Linked DNA regions of Homo sapiens: region 1 is linked to region 2. A link is an interaction called in ENCODE POLR2A ChIA-PET data of the cell type or tissue named here. Cell type or tissue: OCI-LY7. All regions are shown on one strand. Links, peaks and the distances in the headings refer to the core of each region. The heading gives the core; the rest is flanking DNA.

Region 1 (16,613 bases), core at 7,579-12,578, 110 kb before region 2:
AGGTCTTCATGTTATTAGTTTCACTCATGGATTTTTCCAGCCTCCTGCTTATTCTACAACTGCCTTTCATTCTCGTTTAGACTGGGGTGGAAGGAGCATGAAAGAGTTCCCTTCTTTCTGACTTTCTCTTCTTAAATCTTTGCAGGCTTAAGAATCTATGAGAAATGAGAAAGAGGACCACAGATAATCACAGCTCTGGATAAAGTCTATTAAGACAAATGTTCAAAGCAGAATGAGATTTTTAATTTTTATATTAAAAATTAATTTATAGAGTAAATTTGAAATACTGCTATATTGTTTTAATTAGGGTACCAAAACCACTTCTTGAGCCTTACTCATTAAGAAATATACACATTTGCATTTGTAAATAACAGGTTCAATTTGTATATTTTAACATACTTTAAATATATTTAAATAAAGTATATTCTTTCACAGCTAAAAGCCCCTCCACCCCACTATCCACATACCCAGCTCTACTTAAACTGGAACTGTCATGCTACAGAATCCAGCTTGCAAATAAAATTTTGGTTTTGCACCAGATTATGTCCATCCTTAATAACTGATGGTGTTTCTTGTCTTTTTCAGTGAACGTTGTGTCAATGTTACAGGAATTTTGGGAAAGCAAGCAGCAGCAGAAGGCTGCATTCCCAAGTGAAGGTGTGGTGGTCTATGAGTCACTGCCAGCTCCTGGGCCTCCCTTTGTGAGTTACGTGACCCTCCCAGGGGGAAGCTGTTTTGGCAACTTTCAGGTAAGAAGTAGCCATTAATTTGTCAGTGAAAGTTCATTGGGCTAAAATAAAGTAAACCTTTTTGTAAACTGGTAACATTACAAATTTTCTTGGAAATAGTGAACAAAGTTGTACCATATCCTATGAATGAAAACAACCAGAAAGGAATTAAATTTGCCAATATCCTTTATAAATACCCTTTTAATTGAGTAAATTATCCCTCAATTTTCAATAACTGGCAAAGATGTTTTATTTCTTGCTTATGGATACCGTGAAACTCATAAGCAATCAAGTTTCTTAGTTTGTCAACTAAAAAGCCCAAGGCAAATTTTCAGGTCATTTTTTTGTAGTGTAAGTCTACAGAACTTAATATCATATAATTTTTAAGACTAACGTCATACCTGATACTATTTATATTTTAACCTTTACTCTCCCTTTGAACTTATGAAGTCACTCATTTATTGTATCCTGTTACCAGGTGTATCTGTTTTACATGGTTTCAAATCCTTCACTGAGTGAGGGAAGGGTATAATTTAATAAACAGACCTACAAACCTATGCTGCCTCTGGGAAGTCAAAGAAGGATTCACAAGAAATATAAATGTGAACTGAGGCATTCAGTTGATGATGTCTTGGCCAATGGGAAAGGGAAAAAATGACACTCTTAGCATAGGGAACCACAGCATTTTCAGAATTAGGGAAGCATAAGGGTTAATGTGTGGCAAGGAACGGTTGGGAGAGGACAGGTAGGCACTCACATCAAACCATAAGAGATCTTCATACTTTGCAAAGCAGTACAGGTTTTATTCTATATAAAATCAGAACCTTTGAAGGATTCTGAGCAGAAGAGTGATGTATTCAAATGTACTTCAGAAAGATTACTCGGGTCACAGCATGAAGATGCTTTGGATTTAAACGATTTAAATGGCTGAGAGGCTGAAAGTGATGAGTGCCCATGGAGACAAGCTGCAAACACAGTATGTTCAGGAGCTAAAGGTGAAGGGACTTCACTAGGAATGAAAGTTGGGAAGATACTTTCATGCCTAATGAAGTCTCTTCACCTTCACCTTTACCAGTGGTCAGCCCTGGCTTTGGCCACTGGGTGGGAAACACAGGAGGAAGTGGAGCGGGTATGTGAAAGGTGAGGACGAAGAAAGTATGAAGTACCTGGAAGCCAAACAGAGAACAGCAATCGCCCTCCCCTATCCAAAAAAAAAGTAAGATCTGAAGCTCAAGGAAGAGATATGGGTTGAACTTCTACATTTCTAAGCGGAAGCCACAGCTACAGGTACCACTGCCAAGTGAGGATGTGTGGTGTGAGAAGATGATCAAGGAATGCTCTTAGGAACAGTTTTAGTGGGGGAAATAAAAGAAGAAAGATTTCTCTAAAAAGCCCATTGCCCAGAAAGAGACAAAGAACCAGAAGAGGGGATTTATGGAAACCGAGAGATGTGACATCTTGAGACTGAGGGTGAAGTGAGCAGCGGTCAGCCACAGGACAGATGTCCAATGAGATGTTTCCACTGACTGTGATGAATGTGAAATCCTTATTAACCTTCCGAAAAGTAATGTCAATGGAGAAAATGGGATACAAATTAGATTACAGTAGATTACAGTTGTTAGAGTAAAATAGGGGTTTAGAAGTAGAGATAGTGTCCTTCAGTAAGGATTTAGAGGGCTCCTTCCTACTCTGGTGGTCAGCACTGCTTGTGAAAATAGGACCACATTGCCTATTGTCCAGCGGGGAGTTGGAGACAAAACATGTTCTGGTCAAACTGGCATCAGTGGCTTCCAGACATCTAAGCCATAATTAAAGCTGGGAAGGACAACTAAAACTGAGCCACTGAATATTCAGACAGTTCTCAAATAGCCTGCAAAGATGGGCCAGAATCAACAAGATGAACTCTTAGAATATAAAATAAAAATTAAAAAAGTCTCAAGATTGAATCAAGATGGAGTGGACTTAGCACATTCTTCAAACTCTTTTCTAGTCTGAAATTCCCTAAAATGTCAAAGACATGTTTTAAAATAAGTAAATTCACAATAGTGCTAGGCAAGAAGAAAGGGTGCCATTGGAAGAGATGAACTTTGAGGCAATTCCGGGAGACGAGAGTAGAATCAAATTATTAGGGGCAAAGATGCCACAGTCTAAATATATATAGGAGAAACGTACTGTGAAAGTAAAGAAGAGCTAGAGAAACTCCAGGTTCACATGAACAAATGCAAAGAGCAGAATGCAGTCCTGGGGTAATTTTAAGGCTAATCAAAAACTGCTTTCAAAACTTCTGACCCATCCAGCCAGTGAGGTGTTGCCTTCCCCACTCCGAACAGTAGTCAGCAGTGTGTTTTTACCACTGGTAAATGAAAGTGAATTGACTGAGGAGGATGATTTGAATGTGGGTATAGAAGCCTCAGAACAGAGCTTGATGTAACCGTGGACACCAAAGACACGGATGAGAGGCAGCGAAGGGGAAAGAAAGGCAGCCATTGAGGAAGAGGCTCTCCAACCCACTTGTGCCTGCAGGTCCATTATTGAGCATCCTAAGGTGAAGTCTGCCTGTCAATACACCCCATTCAATACGAAGCACCCAGCTGTCCTCTCATTCAGGGGAGCCCCTCTAGGGAAACAGACATTCTCAAGCATAGAGGAAGGTTTTGTCAGCCATCTAAACTAATGTACTTGTTTGTCCATCTATGTCAATGAACTTAAGATCACCAAACATTTAAGGAAAACCAAATGCATAAAAGACCAAAGGCAAGCAAACAAAAGAACAAAACAATTCAAGCAGCACAGAATGTAAAAGAGTATTAAGTTAATATCCTCAGAAAATTTTGAAAGGATATTTCTCTCTAAAACAGCTATTAAAATGGAGCAAGCAGGGAGCAAGAAAATGAAATATGATGGCCAAATTAGAACAATAAGTATAAAGAATTAAGAGGAGCAAATAGAGTAGCAGACATAGACAGCCAAATTAGTAAGGAATAACTAAGTAAAGTCTTCTAGAACTTAGAGCAAAAAGACAGAGATGGAAGACAGTACAGGAGACATGCAGATAAATTTTGGAGGTAAACATCAATTTAGTAAGAGCTCTAGAAAGAGACAAAGGAAATAGAGGGGAGGAAATAAATAACAGAGGCAATTTTCTTTGAGTTAAAGAAAAGCATAGGTTGTCAAATGGAAATGGCCCAACATATTCCAAGCAGAATCATAACAAAAGAAAAGCACAGCTCTGTGGTTATGTGGGACTTAGAGACAGCATTCTGCTTAAAGGTAGATCAAGGGACTTTTTTGATACTGCATATGTACACTATCTGTTTTTAAAATTAGATTGAACATATACGTAGCTTTAGGGAAACTTCAGGGGGCATTAGCTCCCTGAAATGGGACAAAAACTGGCAAACTTGGTTAACAAAATCAAAAACTATTTCTTTGAAAAGACAAATAAGAAAGACAGATCTTTGGCATTTCCGATTAAGGAAAAAAGACACACCACACTAAGCATTAAAGAGAGGATATAATCATAGGAGTGTAATATAAGAATACTATATAAATCATTATTCATTGAAACATGAAAACTTAGATGATATGGACTACTTTCTGGGAACTCTTTACAATCTTTGCAACTCTTATATAAGCGTAGCATTTATTTCAAAATAGAAAGTAAAAAGGGGGGCTTCAATGGCTCCCTGTTACTTTCTTATTAAAGCATACATTCCTTACTCTGGCAATAAAGATTCTACAGCTGGTCCAACTTTCCCTTCCAGTTTTATCTCCCCGATTTCCTCTTCTGACACTTAATGCTTCTACCTAACTGTTCCTCATGCATGTCTTGACCTCTTCTAACCATTCCCATACTCACATTGAGATCTACTTAGGAAATGCTATTGCCACCTTCTCTTCATGTCTAAACCCTGACCATCTTCCAGGACTCCACAAAAAGTTTTCTCTGAATCTCCCTGATGGAACTCCCTACCTCCTGTGATTTCCCAAAGCAGTGTTCTCTGTTTCTCTACTAGGCTTAATGTTTTCTACCGTATGCTCCAGTTGTCTATGTGCATGTTCTTTCCCTTTACTGAAATGTAAGTTCCAGGGATGGGGTGTGTATCCTTATGTTCCCCATGACCTCAAGCACTGTGTTTCGCATACAGTGCATAAAGTGCCTAATAAATTGTGTTAAGTGAATAGCCAAATGAATGAATAACAAATCCAAAGAATAAATGAAGTTAATGTTTGTCCATTCTTGTATGTAACCAATAGTCAGCTAAGATCATTCACCTAAATCTGCAAGATAGTGGGCTAGGAAGGAAAAGTCAGTAACAGTAAAATCAGCTGATATTATTTTGTTCATATCTGTGGTTAAAGTTTTGAAAATGGATGAATTTAAAAGTATTGATTAAAAATATCTTATGATTCTCTCTGGATTTAATTTATGCATAGCAACTTTTTCCCCACCCGACTCTTAGGACCATAAATAACCAAGATCTGGCAGTACTCACACCCAGGCATGCATTATATTTGTTCATACATTCATTATACTCTATCTAGAATATAATGCATTTGACAGATTGGTGAATGGATCTAGAAGATATGAGTGTAAGAAATTCTAGTGTTATTGTTTTTGTTTTTGTTTTTGCTACCCGGAGAAGTATAAATTTTCCTATCATCTCATAAATTTTGACCCAAAATGATAGCTCTTCCCTTAGGTAATAAATTCAACATCCTCCTGTGGTCTTAAAAAAAAAAGAAAAGAAATAGGAAACAAAATGAAAAACTGAAAACTTCAGCAGGGAGGCCTCTTGCTGATTTCTCTGATCATTTTAGGGTCCCCTTTTCTTTATGTTTAAATCATCATATTTTAAGGCTCTCAGGAGGACTGTTAACATCTTTGCTTAAAAAGATCCAGAATTTCCTGAATCAAGTATGTTTTGAAAATGTGTTTGGGTGGTTGGCTGCCAAATCTGGCCCCTTCACCCATTTGGCCCTCCAAAATATGACTTGAGAAGGAAAACCAGGGGGAAAAATGAAAGAACATTTCTCCTAAAGCAATGTGCTTACACTTTTCTTTGTCAGTTCAGAAACCATCTTAAATGCTATTTTCACCATATAACATTTCATCATGTTTTTGCCAGCAGTTGGACTATAAGAGCCTACATGCTCATTCCTGCAATGCCTTTCACATAATCAAATGTCACCCCTGTGCATTACAAATCATTTCACGATGGATTATTAATGCCAAGACCATGTGCTGAAACATGGAGAAACCATTATGCCAGCAGTAGCCTTCTTACTGAGCCATGGACGTCACCACCAATGGTGCCAAGTAATTGAAAATACTTGAAGTGGAGTATGGGACTGGATTGTGGGACTAATCCCTCTGGTTTCAGGCAGTTTCATGAAAGCTGTAAGAGATTATGCTCATTCATTCTTTAGGAAAGTAGTATTCAGACTGAACTTTAGTTTTCTGATTAATCAAAGGAAAGCAGTCCAGTCAAAGACTCTGATGGATACAAACCACTGGTTTTTATGCAGAGAAGCCTCTCACTGAAGTAAATGGGAAGCTGTGTCCATGAAAGCTAATTAAAGAATTTTCAGTTAGCCTTGACACCACAACCTACAAAAAACAGAAACAGAGAGAGAATGAAAGAGAGAGAGAGAGAGAAAGCAGCCATAGCCCTGCCTTTAGACCAGGCCTTCATAAGTTACTACAGGATAGAAAAAGAGAAGTGAAAATATAATTTTATTTCTGCATTTCTAAAAAATAAATAAAATAATCTACTGATTAAAAATTTTTTTTTCAGAAAGTTGTATTGAAACACATTAGTACTTATTGGATCTTTTATAAAAGAAATAATTTTCTAACATTACAAGCATTAAGTATTTCATGTATTTTAGACATATTTTCTTCATGCCACTTTTGTCTAGGCAGTTAATCCTTCCCTAGCCACATATCATGACCATGAAAACTTGCAGTAATTTCCATTTTTTTACAATAGAGCAATACAAGGGCCATCAGATCCACGTCTGGCTCCCCTCTTGATGAACTCAGAAGGAAAGCCACTCATTGTTGCAGCAGCTGTTTTTGCTTCCAAATCCAAAAGGGAACTTGAGTATTTTATCTTATTTTATATTTTGATTTAAAGGGTTTGTGATTCAAGTTTTGCTTTCAAGTCAGTGACGTGGTCTTCCACATATAGCCTGCTGGAATGACTTGAATTAATGCATTTCATTCTTATTTTGACTAAAAAGGAAAAATTTCCTCGAATATAGTACTAGAGCATGTGATTATTTATGTGCATGAATTATGATTGAATGAAAAATGCCTCCTGACAAAAATATTAATGTGATAGCTCGATCTATTTGGAATGTGAGACACTCACTCATCGGGGCATTATATCTTTTTCACATAAGTATTTTGTTGTTAAAATGGCTTCCCAGAAAATAAGTACAGGTGTTAAACACTGGGTTCTGGTACTTAGGCTAGTTGAATAGTGCCAAGCACTCTATGAGGTTGAGACAATCAATTCTTCCATAGGCAAACTGTTGATTGACCTTTTTTTTTTTTTTTCCATTTGTAACCAATGTTTGGTGTTGCAAAACAGGGCTGCAGAGTAGTGAGATGCGGGGTGGCACACAGTGCAGATGAGCTCCTTGCCAAGCTCTGTCTCTAAAAGGCAATGAATTCATTTGATGGGTTTTGATTTTTATGCCAATCTGGTTTTCAAACCAAAGCTATTGCCTATGCTGATATCTAGAAAAACTATTTTTCCAAGGAGCATACAGCCTTAAACAAGGTGAGGAGTATTTTAATTTTGTTTTATTTTAGTTACTTAAGGCAGTAAGCAAACTTAATCTGCATTACCAGACATAAAAACGCGTTTTATACTTCCATGCGTTAAATGAGTCTTCTCAAAGTCCATGGAATTAAAAGTACATTTAAATCACAATAAACTAAGTTTATAAAATTAAGTTTTTCCCAGTAGAGAATGACTAAGAAAATCTGATTAATTCATACACTTGACTCAATGGAATTGTAATGCTCTTTTTGCTGAGCGTTAAATAAGGCCTGGCCTTGACATTCCACATCCCAAATAGGGATTTAGTTCCTGCTATAAACTTGAGACTATTGCCCAGCACTAATGCTGTTTTAATGCCTAGTATTTCTATTTGAAATTATCCATGACCTCTTCTCTGCCTCTAGGGTGGTATACCTTGACTCAGATGGACGACATGCTATGCAATGTAACTTAACTTCTAAAGGAGGTATTTCCTGGTGGAAATCTCCACAGGAAAGCATCCTGTTTTATAACTAATGAGACTCAAAGACGGGAAGGTTAGTTATAACCATTCGAAAGTCATATGTCAGCTAATTATCAGATCTTAATGACTTGCCCATGAAATTGGGAGTGCATATTGCTTTAATGAGACCCTTTATTTATTCCCCAGCCTCCTTCCCTAACTTTAATCTGTTTCTTTTTTTATTAAACAAAGTGAATAGAAATTCTTGACCTCCAAATATAGAATGTAGTGAAAGAAATGATTAGGAAAGGCCCCATGGTAAATAAAGACTTCAGACTATCTCCACAGGAGTCTCCCAGCCCCTAGTTCATAAACTTTAGAAAGATGCTCACCAGCTCAGTGAGTTGCTGAGTGGGGAAGAAAGCCTGACTCCATCTCTCCCTAACTCCCCCATCCCAACTCCTTTCACATCAAAGCAACTATAAAAATAAACCCAAATCTTGAGCCCTGATCAATTCGTCTTGTCTACACCTTAACTTGAAAAAAAGAAAAAGAATAAAAGAAAAAAGAAAAGAAAAGGAATAAAACCTCAAGGAGCAAAGCACAACACAGGCTTGTAATAGCTACCAGGGACCTTGGTCTAGGTATGTGTGTAGAATAGCATTGCGGCAGAGGTAAACGAGGAGAAGGCCAGGTGGTTTATATTATAAAAATAACATTCTGACCCACCATGTGCATGAAACATTTCTTTCAGTTGACAGGAACTGGTGAGTTTTCTCTGAAAATTGGACTCCCAGAGCAGTCCCCTCCCCCACACCTAGCTAAGACCCCCATCCCCAGCACACACAGAGCTCTAAATTGTTCCCAACATATTTGCAGCCACCCTGACCTATGGATAGACACGATATTAACTTGGGTGACTGAGTTCCAACGGTTGCCCTTTTTCACATCACCATCTGGAAGGAGAAAAAATGTTAATATATCCACAATTAGATAAATTGGAACACATGCAAATGTTCATGCTTCGGTCAGGGTAGTCAAGGTTTTAAAGCACTGAAAGGGGTTCCGTTAGCAACAGGGTCTGGTTTGTGGCATTCTTCGTGAAGGCTTGCTGTCAGGATGAAACCGAGGTGTTGGTGACACTGACCAGAGCTGTCAGGCAGTACGCACAAACTCCGCAAGTCACTTGCTAAAAGTCGGACTCCAAGTCACAAAAGCAAAATGTTCCCAAGCACCTGAATGACAGACCTAACAGCCGATAGGATTTGGGCAGGAATTCTCACTTCTCACAGAGTCAATTTATTTGGTTTTGCCACCTGCAAAGTCCCAGCTTTGGAAAACCCCTTGGGTACCATGTGCTATTGAATAAATGCCACCTAAATAACACTGACCTGCCCTTGACCCCAGAGAAGATGGCATCTTCAGCTTTGAATCTGCAAATAGATACAATCTGTCACATTAGCTATTACATTACTGTTCTTTTTTTTTTTTTTTAATCCTGCTTCTTACAGACTGTGTTTCAACTCCTTGGCTACCATTGGGAGGCACCAGTGAAAAGGTGCCTAAAATGTGTTTTATACATTTTAGATCTGGAGACCATTTTTCTCCTGATGTCTTTAAAACACATGTGTGAATAACTGTAGAAAGTCTGTTGTTTAAGATAGAAAGTTACTTGTATCAATGTCCTTCCATATGCATTCCTAAAGAAAGCACTGTAGTTGGGATGTAAGTACAGTAAAACCTTGGGATGTAGAAACAACTACTCAACACATGTATCCTGCCTATTTTCTAATACAAAGCATGGAAAACAATCATTAATCAAATGAGGGCTACCAGGAAAGTTACTGTTTCATGTCTAAATTGCTTCAGCTTGGCCAGAAGATGGTTCTATAATCAGTAAGACACCTACAGATAGTTTTAAAGTATTTCACAAATAAGTAATAAAAAAACTAATTTCTTATTAGGAATTTCTATTTATAACACATACATGATTACCAAAATTTTATTTCAATTAATATAAGAACTTCAGTTAATGCTAAATAGTTAACTAGTCATTATTTTATTTCAGGACAGCCTACTGGTCAACAAATTAATCTTGGTTAAATCTCAACATTACATAGTGTGACACCCTGGAAAATAATCATAGAAGAAATAAAAACTGTTAAGCAGAGAAGTGAAATTGAGACCTCAGTTAGTTAAGTCAGTAGTGCTATGTACTTCCTAAGGATCTAATTGTAGAAGAACTATCATAAAGGACTTTTTTTAAACCTGAATGCTACTTTCCTTGACTCTTGGGTAGAAGCAGTTTCTCTAATGAGAAATCAGCATTTCTGATGTTAGCAGAAGTGGCTTTACAATGAAGACAATGAAGCTTCTGCAGAGGCTCTTTGTAAATCACAACGCCAATCTTTTTATTTGTAATTTCATATTGTTTTTCTTAAACAAGGGCCCCCAAATTGTGTAAGCCTCAGGCCCCACAAAACTTGGTTCTGCTCCTGCCTGTTGGAAATGAGACATGGCAGGGGCAGAGGTTTCAGCAACACTCCTCTAAGAGTTGTCCTGGGTCCACATGTCAGAATCACCCGCAAATCTTATTATATGCAGACCCCACCATCATATAGCTGAAGAGATTCGGATTCAGTAGGTCAGCTTTGGGCGCAGGAATACACATGTTTAACAAGTTCCTGGGTAACTGTACTATGAACACTAAAGTTTTTGAACTATTGGTCCAAACTCCCGGCCTAGGCTTGGCAGCAATCTTTATAGTGTACCCTATAGGGTCCTGGTGACTTGTTGGTCATCTTAATCTATGATAAAATACAGGGCCAAAATGAGTTAGTCTTGGGGGAAATTTTTTATTCATCAGAGCGAGGGAAGTTTATTTTTTGTTTTATTTATTTAGTTTTTGAATTTTAGTACAGACCAGGTCTTGCTACATTGTCCAGGTTGGTCTCAAACTCCTAAGTTCAAGTGATCTTCCAGCCTCAGCCTCCCAAAGTGCTGGGTTTACAGATATGAGCTACCATGCCCGGCCAGAGAAGTTTAATTTAAATGACTTTTGCTCTTGAAGAGTTATCAATACTTCTTGGAATGCTGAGCAACCTTGTGTGGTAGAATTCCAAAATCTCTTGGCCCCGTACTTCATCAAGAGAGTACTTAAGGTTAGAATGAGATGCTTCCTACAAGGTAACATCTGATCTCTGGCCTAGTCGCAGTTGGCCTTTCTCTATTTTCCTTCTCCCTATAGTCCAGGAAAGCATCCAAAGGAGAACAACAGGAGGGAGGAGGAAATTGAGATAATGTCAGCATATTCCTGTCCTCAGTGAGTACCATTTATCCCCACAGTGTACTGTATCTTGCTTGGCCTTTTGTTGTAAATGAAGTCAAGTTTGTCATGGGAGGAGATATCCTTGTAGTCTTATATCAAAATGACCCATAAAAGTGCAAAGTTGAAGCTTTGTCTAAAATACTGTACTGATTTAGAGAGTGCTATGTGACCTTAGGCAAATTATATGTCCTCTTTATTCCAAAGTGGGTGGCCATTTCTGTGAAGAGCAAAATAGCAAAGTGGTTAAAAATCTGGACTCCCAAGTCAGACAGACCAGAGAACAAAACAAATCTTGTTTTGTTCACATCTTAAGGTGCATGACCTTGGGATGTATAACCTCTTTAGGCCTCTATTTCCTCACCTGCAAAATAAGGATAATAACAAAACCAACTTTATAGGATTGTTGTGGTAACAAAATGTGATAATAAACATAAAGTGCTCAGCATAGTACCAAGCACATAGTGCCAGCAATGTGGATTATTTCATTGAGACTTCTTAATTACCTGTGGTGAGCAAAGCCTTTGTATTAGTTACCTATTGCTGCATAAGAAATAGCCTGAAAACTTACAAACATTTATTGTCTCGCACAGTTTCCGAGGATCAGGGATCTGGAAGTAGCTTAGCTGAGTGGTTTTGGCTCAAGGTCTTCTGGAAGGAGGTTGCTTTTGGTAATCTGTCAGCTGGAGGTGCAGTCATTTGAAGGCTTGATCAGGGCTGGAGGATCAGCTTCCCATCTCACTCAGATGGCTGCTGGCAGAAGGCTTTAGTTATCTGCCATGTATGCCTTTCCTTGGGACTGCTCATAACATGGCAGTGACTTTCCCCAAGGCAGTGACTTTTCCTCTTGGTTCCACTTCTCTTCTCTTATAAAGAGATGGCAAGTGAGACCAAGACGGAAGTCATAGTGTCTTTTATAACCTAATATGGGAAGGGATTTGCCATCACTTCTACCATATTCTATTGGTTACACAAACGAACTCTGGTGCAGTGCAGGGGAGGACTACACAAGGGTGTGAATGCCACGGGGCAGGGGTCACTGGGGAATCTTACAAACTGGCTACCACTGCCTTTGAATAGCTTTCCTGAGCAATGCCACAGTCACTCTTTTTTTTTTTTTTTTTTTTACTTTAATTTTAGATCAGAGCCAGGAGGCTTTGAAATGATTATAGTGGTTTATAATCTACCAGCAAATGAAAGGCATCTGAACATCAAAATAAATGTCTGAATGAGGTCTGCTGGCCACTCGGAAAGCATGTGGCTCCACATGCCTGAGAAATTCACAGCTGACTTTAGTAAAATCTTGACTTAAATATCCCAGCTCTGCACTTTCGCAAAGTGCAAAGGACAGAAGTTGTCCTTCTATATTAACAAGTAAGAATGGTTAACAGAAAAGACACGGTTTACAAATCTATATTTATGATTAGGGCCTGGCTAAAAAATAGCAAGAATGAACTGTATAACCTGGGAAGTCTAACTCTAGCAGGAAGTTACTTTGAAATAACATCATACTTCACTCGCTCCCCAACCGATGTCTTTGACGACTGGTTTGGACACATCCATAAAATGTCCTGTCACTTACCATATTTTATTTTCTTACAGTGTTTCCCACTGTTTGATAGTAACTTTAACAGTGCCTGTTCTTACAGCAACATTCACATTCTGATTTAGATTGCAACCAAGCAGATTGCCGTTTGGCTAAATTTCTTCCCCCAGTAAAGATTCTTATGGGCTGAGAGGTCCCATTAAAAGATCCCTAGAGAAAAATATGCAGCCCTTACTGGCTGAGATTTGTAGTTCTAGAATTTAGAAGAAAGCGGCTGGTTAACATTATAGACATTTTGAAGTACTTGTCTTTCAGAAATGCCAAGAACAATAGCAAGAAAAGCCCTTTGATGGCTCAGAATTTATTTTATTTTATGTACTTATTAATTGGAACACTTTCTCCCCCGTTTTAAGCAAAGATTCTGTACATTGAAATAATAAAATGAGCATAGACATGTGTCTGCTTTAAAATCTTGGTATTGGTTAGGTCTCTGTAGTCCTTTTTCATGCTTTCTGGGTAAAGGCTCTTTCTGTTCTCTCAGCCGGGCTGCACTTTGATCTCCCGAGCAGTGCCATTTGGTTGTAAACGTATGTGGTGCTTTTGATCTAGTACTTAACTGGTCTTATTTAAAATAGATAGCTTCTTTTATCTAACTAGTGTTTACTAGGTCTCTCTCTCCATAAAAGATGGTTTAAATTGCTATTATTTAGATAGAAGTTGTTTCTGAAGAGTGCCTGGATCTGAATCTAATTCTCTAAATTCTAAAACTCCAACAGCTCTATGATAGATTTTGTAAAGCTAAATTCCTATTAAAATGAGCTGTTCCTACAGATGTCAGGTAATACTTGCAAAAACGTTGTTTGCTTTTTAATGGGGAACTGATTTTCCAAAGAATAATAAACATACCCTACGCTCAGGCAAAAATGGTCATCTCAAAGTGTCTGACTGCAATGACCAATTATCCATCTGAAATTCATTAATATATTTTTATATGACTAAGTTACACATACCATAGACGGTTTATTGAAATTGCGCTCATTTAAAAAAAATAAAAAGTATATATCTTTCATTCTTTTCTTTACGAGGATCTCTTGAACATTATGTCTAGTGCTTCAGTGACTTGTTTTTTAGTTTCCTAGGCTGTATTGTTGCTTATTCAGCAAACTAGGTCACAGGAGGCGGGAGACAACTAAGTCATAGGCTCTGCCTTTAGGGAGCTCACAGCCAGGAGACGGTGGGAGCAGAGCATTAGCAAACAGTTACACTGCAGTGTGGTCAGTGCCTCCCTTGGACAGTAGTCCTCCAAGCCTAGACTTGAGAGTGGTCAAGGAAAGCTTCCTAAAAGAGATGGCACTCAAGCTTCAGTGAAAGATTGGTGACTCAATGTCCTATAAATTTTCAGCCAAGCCCATAACACAAAGCCAATCTACCTTGTCAAACCCATTCTGGTTTCATACAAGTTGCCTAAAACTTAGAAGAGGTCTAAACCTTGAATGGCCTTGCTGTCTAAAGCTTCCCCCAAAGCCTTCTTGTGTGTCAACACCAAGAAAAAAGAAAAAAAAAACTACTTTCCACACTCATTTTGGAACTTTAGCTCCATTCTTCATTCAACAGCTATATAGAAAATCACTCTTTGGGCCCAGCACTGTGGCTTATGCCTGCAATTTCAGCACTTTGGGAGGCCAAGGCGGGCGGATCACCTGAGGTTGGGAGTTCGAGACCAGCCTGACCAACATGGAGAAACCCCATCTCTACTAAACATACAAAATCAGCCAGGCGTAGTGGCACATGCCTATAATCCCAGCTACTCGGGAGGCTGAGGCAGGAGACTTGCTTGAACCCAGGAGGCGTAGGTTGCAGGCGTAGGTAGCCAAGATCACGCCATTGCACTCCAGCCTGGGCAACAAGAGTGAAACTCCATCTCACAAAAAAAATTAAAAAAAATAAAATAAATAAATCACTCTTTATTGTAAGTTATAATATCTTCTTCTGCCTGCCCTTAATTGTTCTGCTTTGTTAGTCTCCTGGCAAATGTTGTTTGTTTGGTTGGTTTTTGTTATTTTTTAATTTGTGTTTGTTTTAATTCTCCTCAGTGTCATGTTCTTGCCATTTCAAAAGTCTTGTAATTATTTCATCAACACACTCACCATGTACAAGCATCTCCAAGTGCTGAGCCTGGCTTAGCCAGTGGAGGATGCTCAAGTAATATACAAAAACAGTATGGAGAGTCCTTAAAGAACTAATAGTAGAACTACCATTTGATCCAGCAATTCCACTACTGGGAATTTACCCAAAGAAAAAAATGTCATTATATGAAAAAGACACGTGCACACTCATGTTTATAGCAGCACAATTTGCAATTGCAAAAATATGGAACCAACCTAAGTGCCTATCAACCAATGAGCGAATAAGGAAGATGGGGTACACCATGGAATACTACTTAGCCATATAAATGAACAAAATAATGTCTTTTGCAGCAACTTGGGTGGAGCTGGAGGCCATTATTCTAAGTGGAGTAACTCAGGAATGGAAAACCAAATATTGTGTTTTCACATATAAGTGGGAGCTAAGCTATGAGGATGCAAAGGCATAAGAATAATATAATGGACTTTGGGCACTTGGGGGAGAAGATTGGGAGGGGGGTGAGGGATAAAAGACTACATATTGGATACAGAGTATACTGTTCTGGTGACAGGTGCACCAAATTCCCAGAAATCACCGCATTCCCAGAAATCACCGCAAAAGAACTTATCCACATAACCTAAAAGCACCTGTATCCCAAAAACTATTGAAATAAAAAATAAAATAAAAAAAGAAATAAATATATGAGGGGGCCAGTGGCTCACACCTGTAATCCCAGCACTTTGGGAGGCCAAGGCAGGTGGATCGCTTGAGCCCAGGAGTTTGAGACCAGCCTGGGCAATATAGTGAGACCCTGTCTCTACAAAAAATACAAAAATTAGCCAGGTATGGTGCCAAGTGCCTGTAGACCCAGCTACTCAGGAGGCTGAGGTGGGAGGATCGCTTGGGCCCAAGAAGTGGAGGTTGCAGTGAGCTAAGATTGCACCACTGCACTCCAGCCTGGGTGACAGGAGAATCAGTCTTTAAAAACAAAAGTATATGAGGGCTCCTCCCAGGCCCGGAGGCTGGGAGAAGGGGTGGGCAAGAAGTTACCCATAGTCAAGGACACGGTCTTTACAATATATAGGCACTACTGTTCTAGAAGGTTTGAGGGAAAATCACAGAGGACTTGGAAACTGGCTTCAGGGCACTCCAACTAGGTTTGTGGAGATGGGGAGGAGAGACAGGTCTCTAGAGGACACGAGAGCATAAGTCTGGAGCGTTCCCGGGACAGTGCAGAGATAGTCAACAGAGGGCAGATAGGATGGAGGTGGGGATGTTGTGAAAGCAAATGAGAGGGATTTGGCTTTCTTTGTTTGGTGGCACAGAACCCTTGCTCTGTGAAACTGTAAAATGAAGCGTGGTATTTGCTATTTTTCCTTTTCTTTCCCATCAATCACCAAGAACTACTGATTCTGAGAATCATGCATTTTGGGTAGTAGGAGCCTTGGAGATCAGACAGCCTAGCCTCCCTATTTGTCCAATGAGAAGATTAGCTCCCAAAGTTCAGGTGGTCCAGGTTTCTAAGAAGCACAGTCAGGGGTGCCCGGCCACCCCACTGACCAGGACCCAGGCCTGGACTTCTCTTGTTTCCCCCTAGGAGTCCAAGATCCTAGACACTTATCCCTGGGTTCACAGGAGCCTGTAGGAGAGAGGC
Region 2 (16,613 bases), core at 6,144-11,143:
TTCTGCCATTATGAAGTTTAACTGGGCAGCTTCAGAGTCGGGAGATATTCTGCCTCCTCACAGGGTATATTCAGAACTAACATTGCCCTTTAATAGTGAAAAAAAGTGAGTGATATGCACTAATCTTATTTATTGCTACCTGTACTAGGTTGAATAGTATCCCCTCAAATTTTGTGTCTGCCTGGGACCTATGAATATGACCTCATTTAGGAATAGGGTCTTTGCAGGTACAATCAAGTTAAGATGAGGTCATACTGGATTATGGTGGGCCTTAATCTAAGAATGGGGCAATTTGGGCACAGAAACACAGGGAGAACACTGTGTTGACAGAGACAAAGGCCACGGTTAGTCACCTACATGCCCAGGAATACCAAGGATTACTGGCAATCACTTGAAGTTAGGAGAGGGGAATGGAACAGATTCTTCCTCAGAAGGAGCAAACCTTACTCTGCCAATACCTTGATTTTGGCCTTCTGGCTTCCAGAACTATGAGAGAATAAATTTCTGTTATTTTAAGACATCAAGTTTGCAATAACTTGTTTTAATAGCCCTAGAAAATTAATATACTACCCCAAATGGTGTTGATATCATACTAATTACCTCAAACATAATTCTATGCAATAAAATATACTGGTCCTGGGGATAACTGGATATCCATACTGAAAAGAATGAATCTTGGTGTCTACCTCACACCATCCACAAAAATCAATTCCAGATGGATCACAGATCTAAATGTAAAGGATAAAATGATAAAGTTTTCAGAAGAGAACAGAGAATATCTAGGGGTAGGAAAAGATTTCATAAGCTAGATTACATTAAAATTTAAAACTCATATTAATAAAAAATCATTAAGAGAGTAAAAAAAAGCAAGATGGAGTGGGAGAAGATATTTGCAAATATACATGACCAACAAAAGATTCATATCTAGGATATATACAGAACTCTTACAAATCAACAAGAAAAAGGCAGACGATTTAATAGAAAAATAAGCAAAAGATGGGCATTTTACAAAAGAACATCTAATGGTCAATACATATATCAAAAAGAAAATCATCTTCACATCAGTAGAAAAATGTAAATTCAAGTCAAAATTGCAGTACCACTATGCACCTATCCACATGGCTAAAATAAAAAAGATTTAGTGTGAATGATAATCATCAGAAAAGATCTAGAGCACCTAGAATTCTCATATACTGCTAAGTGTAAATTGGTACAACTTTGAAGAACTATTTGATAGTACACTATTAACTATGCATGTGTTATGACTCAATAATCCCATTTCCAGACATATATCCCATAGAAATGCATAAAGACATTCATCGAAGACATCATAGCAGTGCTATTCATGATAGCTCCAAACTACAAATAACGCAAATGTCTATCAACAATAGCTGAACTGGTTAACTAATGGCCAATCTCTTTACTACACTAACACTAGAAAGTCGATATTGGATTCCCAGTTTGCCCTAAAGAGATGAGTAAGCTATTTGCATACTTCTTGGAAAGGCACATAAATATTGTTTTAAAAAGTCATTATTAGCATTTTAGATATAAAAAAAATCTCTTAAGTTGACAATTTCATTTTTAGGAGAACAACTAGATGTGGGCCAGTCACTTGAAACCTTAAATATATGGTCTGCAAGCTTTTCAAAAGAATATGACAAGAAGAAAGCTTTAATTTTTCTAAAGGTATCCTGGAAAGACGACGTTGCTAGGACACAAATTGATTTTACAAATAGCAATATAACAGAAACAGAAGTCTTTGGAGTGAAATTTATCTGGGTTTGAATTTCAGCTTTATCACTTACTAGGTAAGTGACTTTAAAGAAGCTATTCCGTCTCCTCGTTTATTTAATGGGGGTAGAAATATCTACCTTGGCACTGTGTGATAATTAAATGAGGTAATCTACATTAAGCACTAAGCACGGTGTGTAAAAGCACTCAAATGCACTTGTTTCTGGTGTGTTTCAATCATTTATTCACTCAACGTTTACTGAGTGTCACTACAGGCCAGGTCATGTTCCAGGCACTGGTTTTTATTAAGGCTGCTAGCTGAAAGCCTTATGAAATAGAAAATGATAAAAATCTTAACCATTAGAAGAGACCTCAGAAAATCATCTAACTTAAGCATCTTGCTTATGGATAGGGATGGGGTAACTCCTTTGGGGTCAGATCAGAAACTTTTGGGGGAGAAAAGCTTTTCAAGCTCCATACATCCACTCTGCCCTGCGTTCCCTCCATTCACTGAGAATCATGCAGGTGATGAGAGAACTGTTCATAGGAGACGCAGGGTAAGGCAGTAACAGAGGCAGAAAGAAGGTTGTGTACATATGTAACAAACCTGCACATTGTGCACATGTACCCTAGAACTTAAAGTATAATAAAAAAAATGTTAAAAAAATGATTTAATCCAACCCCTTCCTTTCACCAATGAGAATACCAAAACCCCAAAAGACTTATTCTAATTCTTGGTCTAATACTGCCTTCCTTTCCCTAAAAGCTGCCTTTTGCCTGGGTCCCTGGGAAATCTCACTAGTTTATAAAGCAAACTCTGTTGTCAAAATGCGCTGATTCAGAGAATTAGATAAAAACAAATAATTTTTCACTCTCTTCCAAGCTTTTAAAGTCTCTCAACAGTTTAATATTAAAAGTATCCAAAATAACAACTGTTAAGATCAGGCAGTTGATATTAAGAAAGGTAAAATGGTCTCTAATACTAAGACTCCTTTAGTGCTTTGCAAAGAAACATATCCACCAGCATCATTATCCTTTAGATAGTTATCAGTAAGAACCCTTAAACAGAATATTCTCAATACAAACGTAACTGTCATTTTATAATGACCACTAGAAAATTAATGGGGAGATCTACTTTGCAAAAGGGCCTATTTCAAACATTCATCATGTAGAAATAAAACAGGATCTGAATAGAGAAATATTATTCTCATGTGACCTCATTTTGACAGTGGTGTCAAATGTCTGTATTTTGATATTCAAACAAGACCATATCATACTAAGCCTTTATCAGCTCTTCATCATAAGCAACATCTTGATTTTAAGTAAAGATTTCACAAGCAGGAAAGTGAAGAAAATGGAATTTAACTGGTTGCTTTTTCAGCCTATTACTGGCTGAAAATGGAACCATGAATAACAATATTAAAGATAAACAGCAAGAAGCTGGCAAAAAGGCAGACTTACCACCAGTCTTGAGGCCAGATCCATGTATCCCAGTTTTTCAAGGAGGTTATAGATGAGGTCTGTCTGAAACAGGGCTTCGGTGATGGGTGCAGTATGGTTCTCATTTCCAAGATAATTAATCAAATCAAAGGCCCTCTTGAGAGGTACCTTGCCTAGGCTAAAGGATAAAAGAACAGGAAAAGTAAATATGCAGAGACACACAGAAGAAGTCTATGCATGCTAAAAGAGAAACTTAGGGTTAGATGGTGAGTCTTGGAGACCAAAAATTTAAACTTACAGTGGCATTTTGTAAAGTTAAGCTAAATATGATTATCTCTGATTAATTTCATGAGGCCCAAGATTAAAGAGGCATTTCAAGAGAAAGATAAACAATAGCTCATTTTTTTTTATTCCTAAGTCTCCTGTAAATTGCTACTAACTCAGCAAAAGTATAATATCTTGGGTTAGAAAAGATGAATAGTACTAATTTTATTTATTAATTAGTTATATTTGCCAGGAAAGAGAGTATAGCATAGAGAGTATCTGATTTCTTTTTTTAATTTTATTTGTTGGTTTAATGGGAATTTGTTTTTCAAACTTGTTATGACAAGGTCTATTGTGAATTTACAGTGAGTACATTTTTAAAATTAACCATTTTATAGGAATCACAGCAGCAATGGCTAGGATGACGTAAGAAGGGCACTTCATAAAAAACGAGACAAAATGGAAATGCCCAGGGAGATGAGAAGGAACACGTCAGTGTTTTTAAGCCTATCATCAATCTAAATTGGTAATATTCTATTCAGAGAATATGTTTACATGAGGTCACTGTCATCCTTGGCTTTGGGATTCTATAATGCATGAGGTGGTTGGGGAGGCAAGCAGTACAGATAAGGTGGCTCCAGCCATCAGAGATGTCCCTCAAAACCAATGCATAAGCACTAAGCTTCATGCTTAAACCAACTGCTGTTTGAAAATAATTCTCTTATAAAATAAAATAGAGCTTGAACTCGTGTATCAAGTTTAGTCAACAAAATATGTATCCTGTTTTTGATATCTAGTCTTGAATTATTATTAAATCCTGTTTCATTTAACTGTTCAGTATGTTCGTAGCTAATGTTTTATAAAGTCCCTGGAGGCAAAGAACACATATTTTCCCAATCCTCCAAAATGTATTGTACCAACCAATACATGCTAGTTCTTTCAAACTGTTTTTCATATATGTTCTTTACCTCAATGACATTTGTTTAAAAAAAGAAAAAATCTCAAACTAAGTATACTCTACCCTGCAAGTTCAAAGATGTTGTTGATAAGGTTGGCTCGGTCTTTGTCACTCAGAACATAAGGATTTATTTTCAACTGATGGATTAGTGCTTCCCAATCATCATCTGCATAGTGTACAATATAATAACCATTCATGTTTATATTCACTTTGACCCACAGCACTTCTTCTGTAAGATTGATGACACCTAATGGAAACCAAAAAAATGAGAGATTGAGAGAGAAGACAATTGGACAAGAAAAAAAAATTATGAGTGCTTTGTTTTTTAGTTTATTTTTATATTTAATCATTCTAGTAAGAAAAAAATGCCTGTCTCCAAGTACAGTTATTTTCACGTTAGTGAAGGTCAAGACATTCATTTAACAATTATTTATTTACTGTGCAATATTGGCTGTAAGCTAGGTGCTGGAAATCAAATGGTGAACAAGGTAGATATGTCTCTGCTTTTAGAGATCTCACAGTCTAAAGTAAACAGGCAAGTACAATATCATACAAGCGCTATTGACAGAAAAAGAAAAGACAGCATTCAACGAATGCACATAGAAAAAATGCTTCCCTCTCCTAGGGAAAGTTAGGAGCGATTTCTTGGAAGAAATGACATCTAAGTTGTCATTCTTCTAAGAGACCTCAAAATATGTAGGTGTTGGCCAAGTGAAGAAGATATAGTAGGGAACCCAAGTGCTCAAGGCCCAGAGAGAAAGTATACATGTTATCCATGCACTGAACTGGCTCCCAAGTTCATTATGGCTAGAGGAAAGAGGGAGGGAGAAAGTAAAGGTGTAGGATGAGGCAGCAGGGGAAGACAGTGAGAGAACTGTGTAAAATGTGTCCCATTTTGGCCTCTGTCTTTTGTCATGTTAGCAAAGGAAGAACAAACAAAGCCATTTAGAAAAGTCACATTATTTAAAGCTAGCAAAATAAACATTAGGGAAGGCTTAAGATTGCATAAGGGACAAATAAGAAATAATTGGGTTAAAACAATAGGAAAGGATAGGCACTTCTGGGGTCTCTACTATAAATGCTGAGAGAACTGTTAGAAATTTCCATGGAATTATGTCAACTAATGTACCAATAATGAAGCGCTGAGAGTTAACTGACCACAAAATATATGTATGAATTTTTAAAATCCTTAAAACTGCTAATGAAGAAATGTCTTTTAAAGTTGGCAACAAGGATGTAGACTTAATTATAATGGGGTATGCTTCTAAGCATCTTGAGGTTTACTATTATTTAATAGAATATAAGCTACATAAGCTTACTATTTTGCTTACTGCTAACGCCTCAGCCCCTATAACAATGACCTAGCAGGTACTCAACAAATACTGCTGAATTAGTCAGTGAATGAATAAATAATGACTATGTCACAATAAATAGTTTTAAATCAAGTGTAGACAAAGGTTTGTAGATATTTATTATATAATTTTTACCCCCTTTTAAAGTAACAAATACTTAAAAAAATTTTTAATTGTAAGAAAAAGAAGAGTAGAGATAAGAATAATCTAAACTCAGACGATGATAGCATTTTGGAATGTACTTCTTGCCAAGTTTTTGTCTTATACTTGTTTTTAATATTTTATACAGCAGATCTATATGCATTTATTTTATCCTTTTTCACCTATCAGATCCCCCCGCACATTTTTCCATTGTCTTCATAAGCAGTGTTCAAATATCTTCATAATATTTCATTTCAAGTTTATCCAATCTATTTTGAACAATTTAGGCTGTTTTAAAATGTTCACTATCATTATAATTCTGTAGTGAAGGTTTTTTATATAAAATGCTTTATAAATATGTTTTCAACCTAAAGATTATATATTAGTACCTGAAGCCTTAGCTTAGGTACTAAAGATTATATATTAGTACCTGAAACCTTAGGATTTATCAATTTCAAAAACATGAATTATTCAAATGTGTCAGATGCCCTTAATATCTTTGTTATTCCAATTATATCGATACTGCAAAAGATGTTTAAGATGAAAAAGACATTCTGATCATGTCTTAACAGGACATAATAAGCTAAGCAGTCTTTCTTACTAAAAAAATTCCGTACTTATTTCTGTTATATTGCTGATACAGCAACAGATGGGAAAGATCAGTTAAATAAGGTTTATTCCTTTTTCAAGGGCAGAATGCAGTTTTAAGGGATACTTGTGATGGCAGCAGTGGCTGCTCCAAGTTGAAGCCATTTTTAGCAAACCTATGACTAAGGAAATTAACTTTATCATTAGCTAATCCAAAAATATCAACACTCTCCAGGTCACCAAACACTATATCCTATGGAGCTTTTATCAAGAAAGAACCCTAGGGCTGGGCATGGCAGCTCACACCTGTAATCCCAGCACTCTGAGAGACCAAGGCAGGAGGATCACTTGAGCCCAGGAGTTTGAGAGCAGCCTGGACAACATAGTGAGACATCATCTTTACAAAAAATAAAAATTAGCCCGCATGGTGACACATGTCTGTAGTCCCAGCTACTCAGGAGGCTGAGGTAGGAGTATCACTTGAGGTCAACTATCACTAGGTCAAGGCTGCAGTGAGCTATGATCATGCCACTGTACCTTAGCCTGGGTGACAGAGCAGGACCCTGTCTCTAATAAAAACAAACGTAAAGAAAAGAAACAACCCCAGAAAGAAGGGCTACAGAGACCCAAGTCTCCCTTGCCCATAAAAGGAGACAAGAAATGATGGCTATGACAATTGTTCCACTAGATGGATGCAGAAAACATTGAAATACATACGGAATACCTTGGTTGATAAGCAGCTTGCCATGTTGTAAACCTAGCCAAGTCCAGATGGTAAAGAGGAGGGACACAGCTGGGAATATACTTGAAATTATTACTGTCATCGAGATGACACAACATAAAGCAGTACAGCCAACAGCACAAAGACAGACAGAGTTATCATTTAAAGAATCAACATCATTAGTCTCTTTCAGTTCTTCTGAATGATCCAGAATGGTGGACCTTAAAACCACAGGTATTGAAAAATAATAGCTTTGCACACAAGGGAAGTAACTACATCCTACAGCTCAAACGTGGATGAAGCTACCCTCATATGTTTTTAATTTACTATAGTCATCAACAGATTAACACTTCAATTTTCAGTCTATTGAGTAGCAAAAAAGAGTGAGCAACTGCAATATTAAATGGCAGAAGCCCAGATGAAGTAATCTAACAGTGATTTTTAAAAACCATTTGTCAATGAGCTACGAAAATCAACTACTGTTTTACAAAAAAACTAAAGTTCTGAAACTAAAAAACCCGTTTTTACTACAAAGTTACAAAATTTCCTGTACAGTTTGCTCCAGAGGGCTAGCATCATACATGCTATTGAACTTTATCACTCCTGTTCAAAAGCATTCCCTTCTCTAATACCCCTTTCTTTCTCCTTTATTAGGGGAAAAAAAGGCAAGAGCAGAGAATGGCACATGATAAATATTTTAATTACTATATGCCCTTCCTTCTTTCATCCTAATTACCTTTTCTTCCAATGACATATCTTTAACTTTCACAGCAGTATTTCTGATAGTGATATCCATTTGGAAACATGAATGTTTTGCATTAGATTTAATACGAAAATCTCCTATAGTTAAAGATCTTAGGTCTGAGTAAAATGTGGATAAGAAAGAGAGAGAGAGAGGGAGGAAGAAAGGGAAGAGGGAAACTTTAAAAAATATAATTCCTCAATATGTAAACTGGAAAAATGGCCCCATCAGCATTTCTTGTGCACAATAAATACTAATTGTTCAAAACTCATGTATGTGAGAAAAGGAGACAAATACATTGACCAAACATAACTCTTATATACAACTGAACTAATGAACTAACCCAACAACCCTTGAATTAGAACACATGAAAATATATTTAAAAAAAGAAAGAAAATATATTAAAGATTTAACCAACCATCAAGCATCAAAATAATACACTATACTAAAGTATTACAGCATAAAAGAAGCCTGAAGTCACCCTCTCTGCTACCTTTCTTTTGAGAATAGAAAAAATAAAAATGCAGTTAAATTAAGAGTAATTCTCACTGGAGCATTAGGAACCAAGAAGGCTCAGCTGTCCTCAGGGTCAAACGTAAGGACAGAAGTTTTCATGTGGACTCTCTAAACCCGAAATGGCAGGAATTAAAATAGCAGCAGCAGCAGCAAGGGAAATAACACAGTTGAGAAGAGGAAGTAACAGACACTACTTTCATCATGTATTGGCCCAGTTCCAGCTCTAGATTAAATCAATTATATTCTAGTGAATTTTGTATATTCCTCTTTACTAAGAAGAGGAAGAGAAAAAGAAAACATCATTTTATCAGGCTTTGCATGTTCTTTTCCTAGAAATTTTTATAGTGAGACTGGAGTCACTTCATTATGGACTAAAATTTACTAATTCATTAAGTTTTTGTGTGCCTACTAAGTGCTAAAAGTGATTTACAGTGATTCATATAGCCATGATCACTACCGTCAATGGGGGAAATACCTAATATGAGGATAGATATGAGTGAACAGTACTTACAGTATATTATGAGTGGAGAAGTAGAGAATGTTATTAAAAAACCTAAGTAGGGCATCTAAACTGTCTTCAGGGAAGGAAAGGTTTCCTGGAGCAAGCAATGGCTGAGCTAAGATCTGAAGAATAAACAGGAGTAGGCCGAGGGAGTGAGGAGGCAAGGGTGTTCCTTAAGGAGAGAAAATAGCATATGCAAAGACCTAAAGAGGCAGTATGGCATGTTTGAGTTGCTGATAGAATTTTTGTGCGGCAAAAGCACAGAATGCCAGGTAAGGGCCTAGAAGGCTAAAGCAGTAAAATATGAGCTAGTCTATGGGGTTAAACTCTCAAAAAGAGCTCAACAAGCTCAGAATAAACTCAGGTAAAGAGTAAAGAGGAGGGTGGGCACAGTGGCTCACGCTTGTAATCCCAGCACTTTGGGAGGCCGAGGTGGGCGGATCACGAGGTCAGGAGATCGAGACCATGGTGAAACCCCGTCTCTACTAAAAATATAAAAAATTAGCCGGGCATGGTGGCAGGCGCCTGTAGTCCCAGCTACTCAGGAGGCTGAGGCAGGAGAATGACGTGAACCCGGGAGGCGGAGCTTGCAGTGAGCTGAGATCGCGCCACTGCACTCTCACCTGGGCAACAGAGCGAGACTCTGTCTCAAAAAAAAAAAAAAAAAAAAGAGTAAAGAGGAGCCAGGTGCGGTGGCTCATGCCTGTAATCCCAACACTTTGGGAAGCCAAAGCAGGAGGATCACTTGAGGCCAGGGGTTTGAGACCAGCCTGGGCAACATAGTGAGGCCCTGTCTCTACAAAAAATACAAAAATTAAGCCAAGCATGGTGATACATGCCTGTGGTCCTAACTTCTTGGCAGGCTGAGGCAGGAGGATTGCTTGAACCCAGGGGTTTGAGGCTGCAGTGGGCTATGATATTGTCACTGCACTCCAGCCTGGGCAACAGAGCAAGACTCCAACTCAAAAAAAAAAAAAAAAAAAAAAAAAAAAAAACAAGAAAAAACAAACAAAAAAATCAACCAATGAAACAAAAAACAGATAATAAAAGCAGATTTCTTATTGCCCAATTATTTCTAATAGCACTGAAAATTAATATACTATCAGAAAGTTTGCAAAATTTCCTTATTAGTTTCTTGCAAATACTCCAGCCATGTTTTAGCTGTGCTTCAGGATATAGGGAGATGGGGTTATTTGTTCTCTCTTGGGTTAGAGACTATCCTTTTACGGCTCATTCAAAGTTAGAGTTTTGTTTACTCAAAGACAGTAGCAATTCCTTGTACTTCCAGCTATGCTATCAAAGATATGATGACATTACCAACTACCACTAGGATTTTAAATAATTAGATTGTTGCTGCTTTAACACTCCACTATGGTAAAACTGCAATGAAACTGGCACATTCATGTATTTCAGGTGGCATTATCAACTGTAACTACACAATAAAAAGGGCGATTTGGTTATATGTACCAAATCACAAAAGGTACTGCAGTCTTCATTTTTGAAAAGCATTCCTTAAAAAATTTCATATAATGGAAAAACCTTTAAGATTTGAAATATTTAATTAAGGCAATATTTTATAACAACAAATGGTGAATCAAGTAGGTTAAGTCAATTACTATATATGTTAAGTTAAAAAAGGCAAGATACAGAAATCATATATACATAATGATTTTGACTAAGTACAAATATTTATTAAAAATGACTATAAACAAATAATCATAAGAATAGTTTTGATAGGGTAATAAGATTTGCTCTCCATTTTCAAGGTTTTATGTAATATAGATATATTAAAGATTTACTTTTTCAATAACGTTAATGATAGTTAACATTAATACAGCACATAATATGTGCCAGGCATTGTTCTAGGTGCTTCATATAAATGAACTCATTTAATCCTCACCACAACTACATAAAGTAAGTATAATTACTATCTCTTTTGTACAGCTGAGGGAATGAGGCTCACATAACTCGCCTAAAATCATATAAGTGATCAATGGTACTGCTAAGAATTGAACCCGGCAGTCTCTAAAGTCTCATTCTCTTACCACTAAGCTACACTCACCCCTCAAAAATATAGGCTTTGACACCAGATCCAAATTCAAACGAGAAATTTTCCCTTTTCTTCAATCCAAAGCATCACTAACGGGTCCTACAGAACCCAAGAGCCTTGTGTTTCTTTAGGATGTAAATTAAAAGGAAGATATGTGGTGTGACATTCATAGTGGTATTTAACAAATGGCCCAAAATTACATTTCAATTGCTTTTTATATTGTAGGTCAGCATACACCACGTTTATATTTTACTATTCCCCTCCCCCTTCCTATCATAGTTTCATGCCCCATTTTCTTGTTCCCCAAAACATATACTATGTCTGCAGGGCATATTGCAATAACTATTTACTCTAAATCCAATCATGAATAAACCTCAATTATACACACAAATCATTTAGGGTGTATCTTGTTAAAATGCAGTTGCCTCAGCCCAACCCTAGACAGTAGATAGCAGAGGATACTTTAAGAAACTCCTCTTATTTTGTAACAAAATATTAATCTTGGGTATAAAAACATGGCATTCGCTATTTTCTTTCAGGAATGCCAGTACATTCTCTGCAAATTTTTGTACCTTATTTCACATGGCTAAAAGCCAGTTTTGTGCATGATATACAGAATCAATCTCACATTAGTCACATCTTGCATATGCAACTCATAAAACCAGTTCAGAGAGTGTGCACACTGGAAAGTGTAATCTTATATATGCACTCTGATCAGATTTTTAAAATTATGCCATTTCCAATCAGAACTGTCATTATAGTCAAACCTGATTTCTTATCCAGTAATGATACCGATTGATATTTTGAATAATTTCTTCCTTCAGTGACATAGGATAGTGGAATATGCCACAGGTAGCTGTAAAGAGAAAACATTGGAAAATTAGTTACATATGATTTTTTTTTTTTTTTAATTTGGTAGGAAGGTTAAGCTATTCCTAGGAAGGGATAATCTTGTTAGGTTTCACAAGAACTTATGATTATAAAACACTTAAAAATATTTCCACCTGAGAGTGCAAAAGAGATGGCATGAAAAGAAAGAGGGCATGTACCTTGTATCTGAAGGCTGAATTTCAGGCTTCATATTTAAAAAGAATCTCTCTTGTTGTATAAAAAGTTCCTTTCCTTTCTTTTGAACAGTCACTAAAGGAAATCCTTTCTGCAGGGTCCAGGTTTTCATCATTCTCTTTACATCTAGTGTTTGGTTTGTGACCTACAAAATATATATATATATATATAAAACTTTTTCCTTAAAAATAAAAATTGGTTTAAAAAATTTTACATTTTAATTTATCTGTACCCTTCCCTCTTTTCCTACCATCTATAAAGACTACATTTAATGTTAATATAAAAAAGAAACATGAATGTTGAGTTTACACTTCTAATCTAGGTAAATGAGCAACTGCTAAAAGGAATGTAACCTGGAACAGAGCTAAGTGATAGCTAAGGGAGTGAGGGAGGCACTAGGTTGAGAAGTGGCACATATATCAACCAACTAAGAATTCATTAAAATCCCTAAATTCATCAAGTTAAAATCCCTAAGAAGGTATAAGTATTCTTTCAAATCACAATACTAACATCTACAAGATATGAATAATGATATACAGTCTAGAATCAGAAACACTGCTACTCAATCCTGTGAAGCACCTGAGTCTGGGTTTCTCTTTATGCTCCTACCCTCCACCTCCACAATGATAGTCTCTTAGGACCTAATACTGTGGGAGTGCCAGGGAGCAGCGGCAGCAGAAGAGTGACATATGAACAGGTCAGTTGCCTTAAGTCTTTCTAGAAAACAGTGGTAAACTACTTTAGTGGTCACAGCCCTTCTTTCCCAGAAAATATATGAAGTTATCTATAAAATCTAGAACCTAGTGTCAGAGCTTTGCAGACCCTCTAAGGCCCAAAGCCCCTAAGACATCTAGTATCAATAACTAAGAAGCAATTTTTGAACAACAGTCTCTTTAAAGCAGGTGGGTTAAACTCAGGATTCAAATTATTTTTCTAGATTATATATGAATTTGAATTGTAAGCAACAAAGTCATGATGTACCTAAATTGATAAAATCACTCTACTATGGCAGGCCTCACCTCAATCACCATATGCCCATTTATTTAAAGCACAAAAGGATGGAGCAAATCTTCCCATTTTAATTAAACTTGTATTTATCATGGCTCTGACCTATTTATTTCTGAACCAGAGGATTAGAAGAAAATAAGCTTGCCTAAAACCAAGGTGCTTTTGGGTGTCGAAGCAGTATTGAAGTGAAGAGGCCAATGCATAATTTGATGTGGGTGCTGAAAAACCTGAGGATAATGTTAGGAACTAGTTTGGGATGGAAAAACACCATGATGCAAAAGTTGCAGTCAATGAGAAAGGCAGAAATATGTTCTAAATGCCAACAGATTAAGACAGTAAGTATAAAGTAAACAATGTGGCTTTCAATTGAAATACTACTATATGATCAGAGGAAAAAAACAATGATTTGGGAACAACTGTTAGGTAATAAGTTCTCAAAGAGAATTCAGAGAGTAGGGAAGGTATATCTTCTGGGCAAAAGACTAACAGCTAGAAAGTATCAGGATTCAGATGAGGCAAAGAAGCAGTAAAGAGTGTATGAGAAAGATCCAGAGCAGGGGTTCCTAACCTAGAGTCAATAAAACTTTGAAACTGTGTGTGATGTTCTGCACATATGTGGTTTTTCTGAGTAATATGGCCAGAACTTTCATCAAATTTCCAAATAAGTCTGTGATCTTTCTTTCTTTTTTTTTTTTTTTGAGACAGAGTCTGGCTCTGTCACCCAGGCTGGAGTGCAGTGGTACAGTCTCGGCTCACTGCAACCTCTGCTTACCAGATTCAAATGATTCTCCTGCCTCAGTCTCCCAAGTAGCTGAGACTACAGGCATGTGCCACCACGTTGGCTAATTTTTGTATTTTTAGTGGAGACGGGGTTTCACCATATTGGCCAGGCTGGTCTCGAACTCCTGATCTCATGATCTGCCTGCCTTGGCCTCCCAAAGTGCTGGGATTACAGGCGTGAGCCACCACGCTCAGTCAAATCTGTGATCTTTCAAAGTATTATGACCCATCAATCTAAATCAGGGTAACAAACACAAATGCTTATAAGGGTTTTGCAGTCAGTATACATGCATGAAGCAGCCCGGGTTCATGTGCTGCTTTGAAGTGTAACTTCTACATAATTACACTGCTTGCTAGAATATTTCCAGGAATGACAAAATTCCAACAGCAAAATCATCCAAGGATAATATGCAGTCAGCTTGTGATGTATCATCTACTCTGGAGGAACAGTCACAAAGGCAAGAGATTCATAGAGCAGAGTACAGAATCATTCAAAAGAGGCAGAAAAACTAAAAGGGTAAGGATAGGAAAAGAGATTTCTGGAAAAAAAGTCAAATAATGAAAATATAGTAATATTCATTAATACGGAGAAGACAACTTTCCTACAAAATAGGAATAGAAGTTAAGGTACAGGAAAAAAAAAAACAACTGGCTACCCAAGCCCACACACGTCTTTTCCAACAACTAAGAACAGCACTCCCATTTCTTGACATAAAATTTAGTGCTCCATTCATAAATATTTATATAGCAAGCTCCATCCCCCCCTTTCTTAAATAACTATGCTTTGTACCACAGATTAACTTACACACATGCTAAAAAGTATAAATAGACGAACTCCTCTCTTTTTACAGTAAGAGCTAAATAAATTACCCAGGTCACTTACCTCATTAAAACTATCCCACAGATCATCACTTTGAATAGATGCATAGCTGTGATTATGCAGGTAAAGGACAACAGCATGTTGAAACACATCTTCACTAAGGTAAGTTTTCAACATCAACAAGAGAGAAGATCCCTATTAAAAAAAAAAGTGAGGAAAAAGAAAGAAAATAATAGAATACTATAGATTATCGAATTGGGAATCTAAAATTCAAACTACAGTCATTCTAAAAATTTACTTTCATATGTAGAACTTAGTTATAATATACTGCTACTTAGTCTCATATAGATGTGGACTGTGTTCAACTGTCTTAAAATTATTTTAAAGGATTTGAAAAAGAATTAATGAGTAGATTCCCATGTGCACTATTCTAACCATGAGTCATTCTGTGTGGTCTATTGGTATACTCACTGTTTCAATGTTAGTGTTGAAAAGCTAAGTATTTATAAAAACATTTTAATAGAAAAACATGCCAAATTTTCTGTGGCACCTACACCTCCATCCCCAGTGCTTAAATCACCCATTGAATTTATTGTGTGCTGGAGACACAATAAATTGACAAGGCTCTCAAAAGTCTCCCTGCTAGGTAGGTCATTAATTTCTTATTTTAGTATATTGTGTTGTGAAGTAACCAGAATCTCTCTTCTTCCTGCAGAGTCACTTCAAATGCTTGGAACTAACAAATGTATAGGGCAGGGAGCATAATATTAAGGCCACACTATATCCATTGATGTGCTTGTCATCATTCGCAATCCTGAAATAAGCACCACCTCCTCTGTGAAGACCTTCCCGGTTTGAAATAGAAATCACATTTCTCCATCTTCAATACAATTTATATGGCATCCTGTATCTGTTACACATTTATTTCCTCATCTATGCAGTAAGCTGAGAGGAAAAAGTGAAAACTCAACTCCAATGACAAAAACAATGCCCACTACATAGTAGGCACTCTAGTAGTTTTTGAATGAATTTCACTTTTGATAAAAATGTAGTAATGTCAAGATTATTGTACACATAACTAAATTATTACCTATTACTCTCATTTCTGTATCACACTTCATAGCTATTACTTGTTCTATAAATTTAAGTACTCACTGTTGTCCCCAACAGTCCTTTCTCTTCTGCATCACCAACTTTTCCCTTCATACTGTAACATGCCCATTAACAAAACAAAAACGATGTAACATTCCTAATTTTAAACAAATAAAAGACTCTCTACCTTTCCCTAACTTCACCCTCCTCGTTACCAACTCGTTACCGTGCTGTTTTTTTGTTCCCCCATTGTAGTAAAACTCCTCAAAAGAGTTGTCCTCAATTTGCCATCTCCATTTGCTCTCTTTCCATTTTCTCTTGAGCCATCTTCTAATCATCACTCTACTGTAAGTATTTATTTATTTATTTATTTATTTTGAGATGAAGTCTCACTCTTGTCACCCAGGCTGGAGTGCAGTGGTGCGACCTCCACTCACTACAACCTCCGCCTCCTGGGTTCAAGCGATTCTCCTGCTTCAGCCTCCTGAGTAGCTGGGATTACAGGCACCACCACCACGCCCAGCTAATTTTTGTATTTTTAGTAGAGACGGGGTTTCACCATGTTGGACAGACTGTTCTTGAACTGCTGACCTCAGGTGATCCACCCACCTTGGCCTCCCAAAGTGCTGGGATTACAGGCGTGAGCTACCATGCCCGGCCGGAAGTATTTTTATCAAGGTCACTGGTAAACTTCCTGGTGCCATACAAATGTGAATTCTCAGGCTCATCTTATCAACCTATTGATAGCATTTGATATAACTGATCACCTGCTCCTCCTTGAGAGCTGCAAGACACTACTCTTGATTCTCTCCCTATTCACTGGCCATCCTTCTCGGTCTC

Evidence for each region. ChIA-PET counts read pairs that join two places held together with the same protein. Peaks named below come from ENCODE experiments on the same cell type or tissue, not always from the same donor. Only the 100,000 strongest peaks of a DNase experiment are listed, where the experiment ranks them.
Region 1: POLR2A ChIA-PET joins it to region 2 with 5 read pairs; 6 of 35 experiments call an interaction of 5 or more read pairs at or near these places.

Annotation. Positions count from the first base shown.
Region 1 is chr5:97,108,602-97,125,214 of GRCh38, reverse strand. It overlaps LIX1 (limb and CNS expressed 1), which reads left to right. Exons shown (of 6, transcript NM_153234.5): 2 at 586-749. It overlaps LIX1-AS1 (LIX1 and RIOK2 antisense RNA 1), which reads right to left. Exons shown (of 8, transcript NR_187470.1): 8 at 10,800-11,509. Among named protein-coding and RNA genes, the nearest start is that of LIX1, 26 kb to the left of the region's middle. RefSeq lists an enhancer at 240-1,439. In OCI-LY7, for the core only: no CTCF peak of the experiment used is centred there; no DNase peak of the experiment used is centred there.
Region 2 is chr5:97,001,678-97,018,290 of GRCh38, reverse strand. LNPEP (leucyl and cystinyl aminopeptidase) reads right to left here. Exons shown (of 18, transcript NM_005575.3): 9 at 14,745-14,876; 10 at 12,058-12,218; 11 at 11,776-11,864; 12 at 4,460-4,643; 13 at 3,196-3,352. Among named protein-coding and RNA genes, the nearest start is that of LIX1-AS1, 64 kb to the left of the region's middle. In OCI-LY7, for the core only: no CTCF peak of the experiment used is centred there; DNase peaks (open chromatin) are centred at 8,640 and 9,608; H3K4me3 peaks cover 1,388 bases; H3K27ac peaks cover 3,100 bases.